2 separate regions of the Homo sapiens genome follow, and region 2 is linked to region 1. A link is a contact called in ENCODE Hi-C or POLR2A ChIA-PET data. All regions are on one chromosome and are shown on one strand. Each heading gives the region's core, a stretch centred on a gene start or an enhancer-like site at or near the end of the contact. The rest is flanking DNA. Distances are from core to core; before and after follow the strand shown.

Region 1 (3,872 bases), core at 543-3,042:
ACATATGAATATTACACACACTTATTTAATATGATAGATTTGGCCTAGTAATCTATTAATTAGGATTTTTGTCTCTATATTCATAAATGAAATTGGCCTGTAATTTTCCTTTCTTCTACTATCCCTGTCTGTTTTTTGTAGACAGATTTTGTAGCTTTTTTCTTAGCTGTCTTAACATTATTAATTATACTCTAGTTGGACTTAAGCTTTCTGTTTTGGGCCTGGGAGAGATTCATTAAATATAGCTTCTGAAAATATCTACTCTGATCTCTTAGGTCTGCATTCTTCTTAATACTTAAAATTTTGGGATTCCTCATGGTTATGTCTATGTACTGTCTACAAAAATCATAATTATTTGTAGTGGCTATTATTTATAACCAAGTCCTTTTGTTACTTTGGAGTGGATCTTTGACCTTCAAGATGTTTTGAACCTGGCTGGGTGCAGTGGCTCACACCTGTAATCCCAGCACTTTGGGAGGCTGAGGCGGGTGGATCACCTGAGGTCAGGAGTTCAAAACCAGCCTGGCCAACGTGGTGAAACCCCCATTTTTTATATTTATAAAAAATATAAATATTTATAAAAATATTTATATAAATATTTATAAAAATATTTATATAAATATTTATAAAATATTTATATAAATATTTATAAAAATATTTATATAAATATTTATAAAAAATATAAATATTAGCCATGTTTGGTGGCTCACGCCTGTAATCCCAGCTACTCGGGAGGCTGAAGCACAAGAATTGTTTGAACCCAGGAGGCGAAGGTTGCAGTGAGCCGAAATAGCTCCACTGCACTCCAGCCTGGGAGAAAGAGTGAGAATCTGTATCAAAAAAAAAAAAAAAAAAAAAAAAAAAAAAGATGTTTTGAACATTTTTGTGATTGGCAATTTTGCTAGTGCTATCATATTGTTTACATTGTACTTGACTTTTCTTATTCTCCATGGAAATTAGTAATAACAGTATCTACCTCTGACATTTGTACCATATTCTATTGCTTATAAAGTATATTTTATATACAAAAAGTGTTTTGTATTTTGGATCCCAACCATTTGAAATGCTCTTCACCACTGATACTCATAAGAGTGTTACGTACAACACCATCAACTTTTGTCTGGATTATTGCAATAATTATTTACCCTCATGTTCCCTACAGTTCATCTCATACAGCAGCCAGATTGATCTTTTAAAAGTATAATCAAATCATAATTCTCTCATGCTTAAAACCCTAAAGGGCTTCTAAGTACACTAGAAAAGTTCGAATTCTTACCATGATTTACAAATTCTGTTTTGCCAGTGCCTAGAACAAGGCCTTGCACGTAGTGGATACTCAATCAATATTTGTTGAGTTAATAAGTAACTCATTCATTGGCAGTTTTAGAGAAGCATTGACTTGCCTCAGATCTCATAGCTTATGAATAAGTGACCACGTCAGGATGAGAACTCCAAATCTCATGTTTGCAAGTTGCCTGGCTGAGTTACATTTTTCTAATTATCCAATGGACCCTGAACCAGACTATTCTCACTGTCTTCCAGACTCTGTGTACCCCTGTTAATTTGTTTGTGCCTTTCTCTTTCTGTTTTGCCTTCTAAATCGGGCCCATCCTCAAGATTTGGACATAATTCTTTTCCTTTTATGGAACATTGTCTTATGTCTTCAGTACCGTGTACTTGTTTTTGTGGTGGTTGTGGTGGGTGGGATGGCGGAGGTTACAGTGCTAGTGGGAGAGGAACTCTTATAAATACCAGATATTGCACCACATGCTTAGGTAAGCAGTTCCACTTATTTCCCATGTGACCTTATGAGCAAAGAAGCACTATTACTTAAAAATGAGAAAACAGCCCCAGACAGGTTTTCACTTGCATCACCTGAATGGGGAAATCTTCTATACATTAGCCCCAGGAAAACTCAGAGGGCTGTGAAATATTCTAAGGATTCTAAGGCCAAACCTTCTCCAGCTGCCTGGCAGAGCTAGGTGGGTGCCCAGGTGCCCTTGGTCAGGACAGTTCTTCATTATCCTGCTTTATTTAGCCTGTCTCACTTGGCCAGGGCCATAACCAATAGTCTGGCCTATATGTCAACATCACACAGAGAAAATAGGAGCAGGATGTTCTGTTTCTGTTCAATAAAAATTTTGTTTCCAAACACTAAACCTTTTTATAGGTAGTTGTGATTTTTTTCCCTGTCTTTACTTGGGCTTCTGATTGTATTTATTTATTTATTTTCTCCTTTCTGCTTCTAGTATTCTAGTCAAGAAGAAAGCCAGAGGAAGCCATTGCCCACTGCTGCCGCCCAGTGTTGTAAGTGAGAAACTTGTCTATGAATCTCTTTTAATTGTAGCTTTCTGTCGCTTCTCTGAACATGGGTTATTCTGAGCTGGGGAGGGTGGAGATGTCATGTGTGTAAGCAGAAGATATTCCTGAAGCACATCTGTTCAGGCGCCTTTCTCTGATGGCTGTCTATCTATTAGCTTTAGGGAGACGTTTTTCGGTTTTGTATGGGGGGAGTAGGGCTCATCTTTTTTTCTACATTTGTTAGCTTCTACCCCTGGAGGAATGATTTAACCCCCTCTATCCCTGTTTACCTGTTATTATTCTTTAAGGCTCAGTTTAAATATCATCACTTCTGGGTAATCTTTGTGCTGTTTTCTCCTTCTCCCAAGTCTAACTTAGGTCTCTCCTGTGTGCTTCCATTTTACTGTGTGCACATCCATCATATGACATATATATATTTCTTTGACATGAACACAAAGTTTTAAAAGACATAGACATTGTTCCATTTTATATTCTTTGCATTTGGCTCAACACCTATGCATAGTATACCTCAATAAAATTTGATAAATGATTGACTTATTTCTCCTGAGATTGATTTGTCAAGATCACACAGATTAATTATTGAAATGAGCCATACGTTTTTGGTATATTGTTACCCTCTCCCCAGTTTCCCTCAAAACAGCTTGAGACACTAAAGGACTGACTTAGAGTCTGATCTATTTCGCTTTTTCAACCTGTGATATGTGTGTGTGTGTGTGTGTGTAGGGGGATGCGGGGGGGGGGGATTTTGATACTTTTGTGTTGCTCTGTTTTTTCTGAATCTCATGCCAAACTCCATCAACTACAAGTTGAAGATGATGGTAATGATTGTAGCATTTGTTGTTGTAATATTAGTAATAATAAGAACTGTAGGCTGGGCATGGTTCCCAGCACTTTGGAAGGCTGAGGCAGGAGGATTTCTTGAGCCCAGGAGTCTGAGACCAGTTTGGGCAACAAACAGATACCTCATTTCTACAAAAAAAAAAAAAAAAAAAAAAAAAACCAAGTGTGATGGCATGTGCCTGTAGTCCCAGATACTTGGGAGGCTGAGGTGGGAGGATGGCTTGAGCCTGGGAAATCGAGGCTGTAGTGAGCTATGATTGTGCCACTGCACTGCAGCCTGGGCAACAGAGCAAGACCCTGTTTCAAAACAAACAAACAAACAAACAAACAAACCATAGCAGCTAACACTATTGAGGTCTTACAGTATGCCAGATGCCATTCTGAGACTTTAAGTATTCTAATTTATTTAAACTTCACAACAACCCTAAGACAGATTTTACTGTTGTTCCCATTTTTGAGAGCAGGAAACTGAAGCATAAATAGATTGAGTAATTCGCCACAAATCACATAGCTAGTAACTGGTGAAGTAAATATTCAAACACAGAAAATCTGACTTAGTAGCTCCTACCTCTGTGTGAACCACTGTGTTATATTGATTCCTTCATATTGTTTCTGAAAAGGAAAACCTTTGTCCATGGTTTGTGAATCTGTTGGTTGCCTTCAATTTGGTACATTCTATAGGCCCACTTTCCTGATAAAAGTAAAGGCCA
Region 2 (3,998 bases), core at 387-2,886, 210 kb after region 1:
TATATCTAGAGGTTGCATAAATGCCTTCCATGTCCAGAATACTGTGCTAGGAAGACACTATGTGGTTTATACAAAAAGACAGTTATCCCTGCCCTCAAATAACTTATAAAGTAAGTGGCTAAATAAGACATAAAAACACATGAAATAACTAGAAAACATACACACAAATTTGGTGATGCTTAAAGCATGGGTAGTTTCCCCAGGAAGATAGGCCAGGCAGCCCATAGTTTACCAATGAGATAGGTCCAAACATTCACTTGTAAGTCAATTAATCAGAATTCAGAATCCATTTTCCCACACAAACAGTGTGACAGATGGTAGATAGGTGTAATTGTGACCTAAGTTCAACTCCTAAAAGTTGTGGAAGAGAAGAGGAAGGGTTTCCCTTCCTCTTTTTCATAAGCACCTTGAATGAAAATTTGAAATAGCTGAAAAAAGTATTTACCCTACTCTGATCATCCTTTTCTGGGTTCTGCATTTCCTTACACATACACACACCCAAACACATTTTAGTTTCCTCCTTTCCAGGCTTTCTAAACCCTGTACCGGGGCTTTTTGGCAATAAAAAAAAAAGGACCCTATGTAACTAGATTACCTTATTTAGTAATATTTATTGAGTATCTACTATGTGCTAAGGTTTAGAGAGATTGCTATGGTGGCTGATATGGTAAAGGATGGGAGGGGTCCCAACTCCAGGCATAGAGATTATCAGTAATGAGTCAATGATGAGGACCTGAGCACCTCCTTCCTCACCTCAAAGGAAAAAATCCCCATCTGTCAGTGCAGCTGTCTCAGACAGGGATTACTAATAATCACTCTTATAATAAAGCAGACTAACACACATTAAGTATGAATGATGATAAGAAGGAGACCCCTTAAAAGTCTTCACTGTTTTAAAATGAACATGCTTGTTAGCCATAAAGAATCTATAATGGACGCTATTTGGAGCAGAAGAGGAGTATGACAGAGGCAATAGGGAAAACTTATATAAAATGAGAAGAGGTTGTTGTGGGAGGAGACACACCACAGGCAGGCTGGCTCTGCCTGGAAATTTATCAGAGGGTCAGCCCATAAACTATTCCTGATTTTCATAGCTTCTTTCCTTCTTCTGAAATAAACTCTGAGTGTGTCAAGGTTCTCTGTCTTCCCCATGTGACAGGAGCAATAATCCTCCAATTGGGCCAACACAGCCTTTTATAAGTTAACTGTTACTCTATCACACCTTGCATTACTGCAGAAATTCCAAAATTGTAACTTTTCCTGGATACATTATGGAAAAAAAAAAAAAGAATAAAAGCCAGGTATGACTCAAAAAAGTTAATCAAGTATATCTGGGTCCAGGTGGTAAAGCCTTGGGTGATAATGGCCAAAGTCAGCATTACAATGGGTTGGCTGGTGGGAAGGGTCCTTCAGAAGGGTAGAATCCCAAGGAAGACACTCTGATTTTCAGATGCTTAGCCCTGCTAAGAAAGAAACCAGGATGATATATTTGCTTGTCCTGTTCTGACGCAGAACCATTCTTTTTCTGCTTTCTCCTTAGTGTTGAAATAATAAGATTGGGCAACAGTTTATATATCAACTGGGATCGGAAGATGTTTTATGCACCAAGGAACACACCAGCACAGGCTCGTACTACCACCCTTACTGAGGAGCTCGGCCAAGTCAAATATGTGTTCTCTGACAAAACAGGGACTCTGACTCAGAACATTATGATTTTCAACAAATGTTCTATTAATGGGAAGCTCTATGATATGCATGTCTTCCTGCTTTCCCCAAGTCCTGGGAAATTTTTACTTTGCAAATTGTTTTCAAGACTAATCTAGCTCTAAATCTGTAAGCCTCTGGAATTCACATTTATCTCCTATTCTCACAACTGTCTCTATTCTCTAAGCAAAGACCACCCAGCCCAAACAGTTCTAACCAAAAAGCATTTATTTAGCATCTTATAGGTACAATCTATTGTGTTGGGCATTGAGAATACCGAGATGTGCAAGACTTAGTCTCTGTCCTCAAGGAGTCCCCAATGTCTATGTACTCAGTTCACTCCCACTTTAAATCAGATGGATGTTGGTCAAAGGGTACAAAGTTTCAGTTAGGCAGGAGGAATAAGTCTTCAAGATCCATTGCACAGCATGTTGATCCTAGTTAATAATAATGTATTGCATATTTCAAAATTACTAAAAGAGTTTTAAATGTTCTCACTACAAAAAAATAAGTATGCAAGGTGATAAATATGTTAGTTAGCTTGATATAATCATTCCATGGTGTATACATATATGAAAACATCACATTGTATCCATAAATATATACAATTAGTATTTGTCAATTAATAATAAAATTAAAAATAAATTAAATGGAGCAGTCAATGTATTACTGAAGCTGCTAATTTCTTGATTCCCCTTTACAGCAATAAATATTATTGAGAGAAACCATCAAAGGGTAGTCAGAGTTTGATCAGTGTCTCCCAGGCCCAATCCCTTATTTATCTTATGCCTTAAGCATAAGCTTGTTTTTGTGATAGAGTTAAGTCCTCATGTGTGTGAACAGTCATACCCAGTGTCCTAGCTAACAGAGGAAGGTAATCACATCTAAAAAACTAGAACACATGGAATAATCTTTCTGGGGTGACGAAAAAGTTTAGAAACTTGAGAGAGGTGGTAGTTGCACATTGTAAATGCACTAAATGCCTCTAAATTGTACACATTAAAATGGATAATTATATGTTAACTAAGTAAATTTCATATCAATAAGTAATTGAAATTTTTTAATTAAAAAAAGCTAGGCCGGGTGCGTTGGCTCACGCCTGTAATTTCAATACTTTGGGAGTCTGAGGCAGGCGGATCACCTGAGGTCAGAAGCTCGAGACGAGCCTGGCCAACATGGTGAAACCCCATCTCAACAAAAAATACAAAAATATTAGCCAGGCATGGTGGCACATGCCTGTAATCCCAGCTACTTGGGAGGCTGAGGTGGGAGAATTTCTTAAACCCGGGAGGTGGAAGTTGCAGTGAGCCAAGATCATGCCACTGCACTCCAGCCTGGGTGACAAGAGTGAAACTCCTGTCTAAAAAAAAAAAAAAAAAAGACTAGAGCACTCTAATATTTCCTATTATTTCCTATATTTCCTATTATTTGTTTGGTAACCATGTCAAACAAATTTTCACTTATATAAACTCTGAAGGCTTATTTTTGGATGAGCTGATTTGGGTGAGCCTCTTAATTCTCTGACCTGACCATATACTGGGTAAAGTTGAAAAGGACCATGAGTGTTTCCATGCTTGGCATCAGACATGTCTTCTACCCCTATTCAGTCTGTCATCCACTGGTCAAGAATCCCAAACATTCTAAAACTGTGTCCACATCTCTTCTGGGTAACTCTTATGATTGGAGGGCTTCCTGAGGTGTGAAGTCTATCACAGATCCAGTGACTAACTTCTAGCTTCATCTTATTCTCACTTAGGGGAGAAGAGTTGAGGCCCAAGCAAACCTCTTCTTACCATTGGCTTAGGGAAAGGAGCTTACTGGGAACTGGGAGCTAGGTGGCCTGAGGAGACTGGGGGGCAGGCATCTTGACTGCAAGTCTAGGATGAAGGAATCAGAATAAATAAGCTTTTAAGGCCCCTCCTTTAAATCACCATATGACCCAGCAATTTGATTCCTAGGTATATACCCCCAAAACTTGAAAACAAGAACTCGGATACATGTATACCAACGTTCATTGTGACATTATTCGCATAAGTCCAGAGATAGAAATAACCCACATGTCCATCCACAGATGAATGGATAAAGAAACTGTGGTATAGCATATACATACAATGGAATGTGAATCATCCATAAAAAGTAATGAAATTTGATACATGCTACAACATGGATGAACCTTGAAAGCATTATGCTAAGTGATGTAAGCTAAACACAAAAAGACAAAAATTTTATGATTCTACTTATGTGAACTATCTAGAATAGGCAAATTCATAGAGACAAAAAATAGACTAGAGGTT

Evidence for each region. Hi-C counts contacts between places; a loop is a spot of excess contacts on that map. ChIA-PET counts read pairs that join two places held with the same protein, here RNA polymerase II (POLR2A). Pooled maps may share reads with other maps.
Region 2: a loop to region 1 is called in a map of aorta, with 4 times the contacts of the local background. The contact joins two enhancer-like sites. A Hi-C loop is called at or near these places in 36 of 168 maps with a recorded cell type or tissue (Caco-2, Calu3, GM12878 and 23 more), 22 of 37 single-sample maps with no recorded cell type and 36 of 50 pooled maps. POLR2A ChIA-PET finds 5 or more read pairs at or near these places in 2 of 52 experiments (A549 and MCF 10A).

What each region holds. Positions count from the first base shown.
Region 1 is chr9:35,256,744-35,260,615 of GRCh38, forward strand. It overlaps UNC13B (unc-13 homolog B), which reads left to right. Exons shown (of 40, transcript NM_001371189.2): 7 at 2,250-2,307. Among named protein-coding and RNA genes, the nearest start is that of UNC13B, 97 kb to the left of the region's middle. Within about 2 kb of position 1,793, at least 3 of the 41 ENCODE cell types and tissues checked have a DNase peak (open chromatin) inside an H3K27ac peak, as active enhancers do.
Region 2 is chr9:35,469,480-35,473,477 of GRCh38, forward strand. It overlaps the pseudogene ATP8B5P. Among named protein-coding and RNA genes, the nearest start is that of RUSC2, 19 kb to the right of the region's middle. Within about 2 kb of position 1,637, at least 5 of the 41 ENCODE cell types and tissues checked have a DNase peak (open chromatin) inside an H3K27ac peak, as active enhancers do.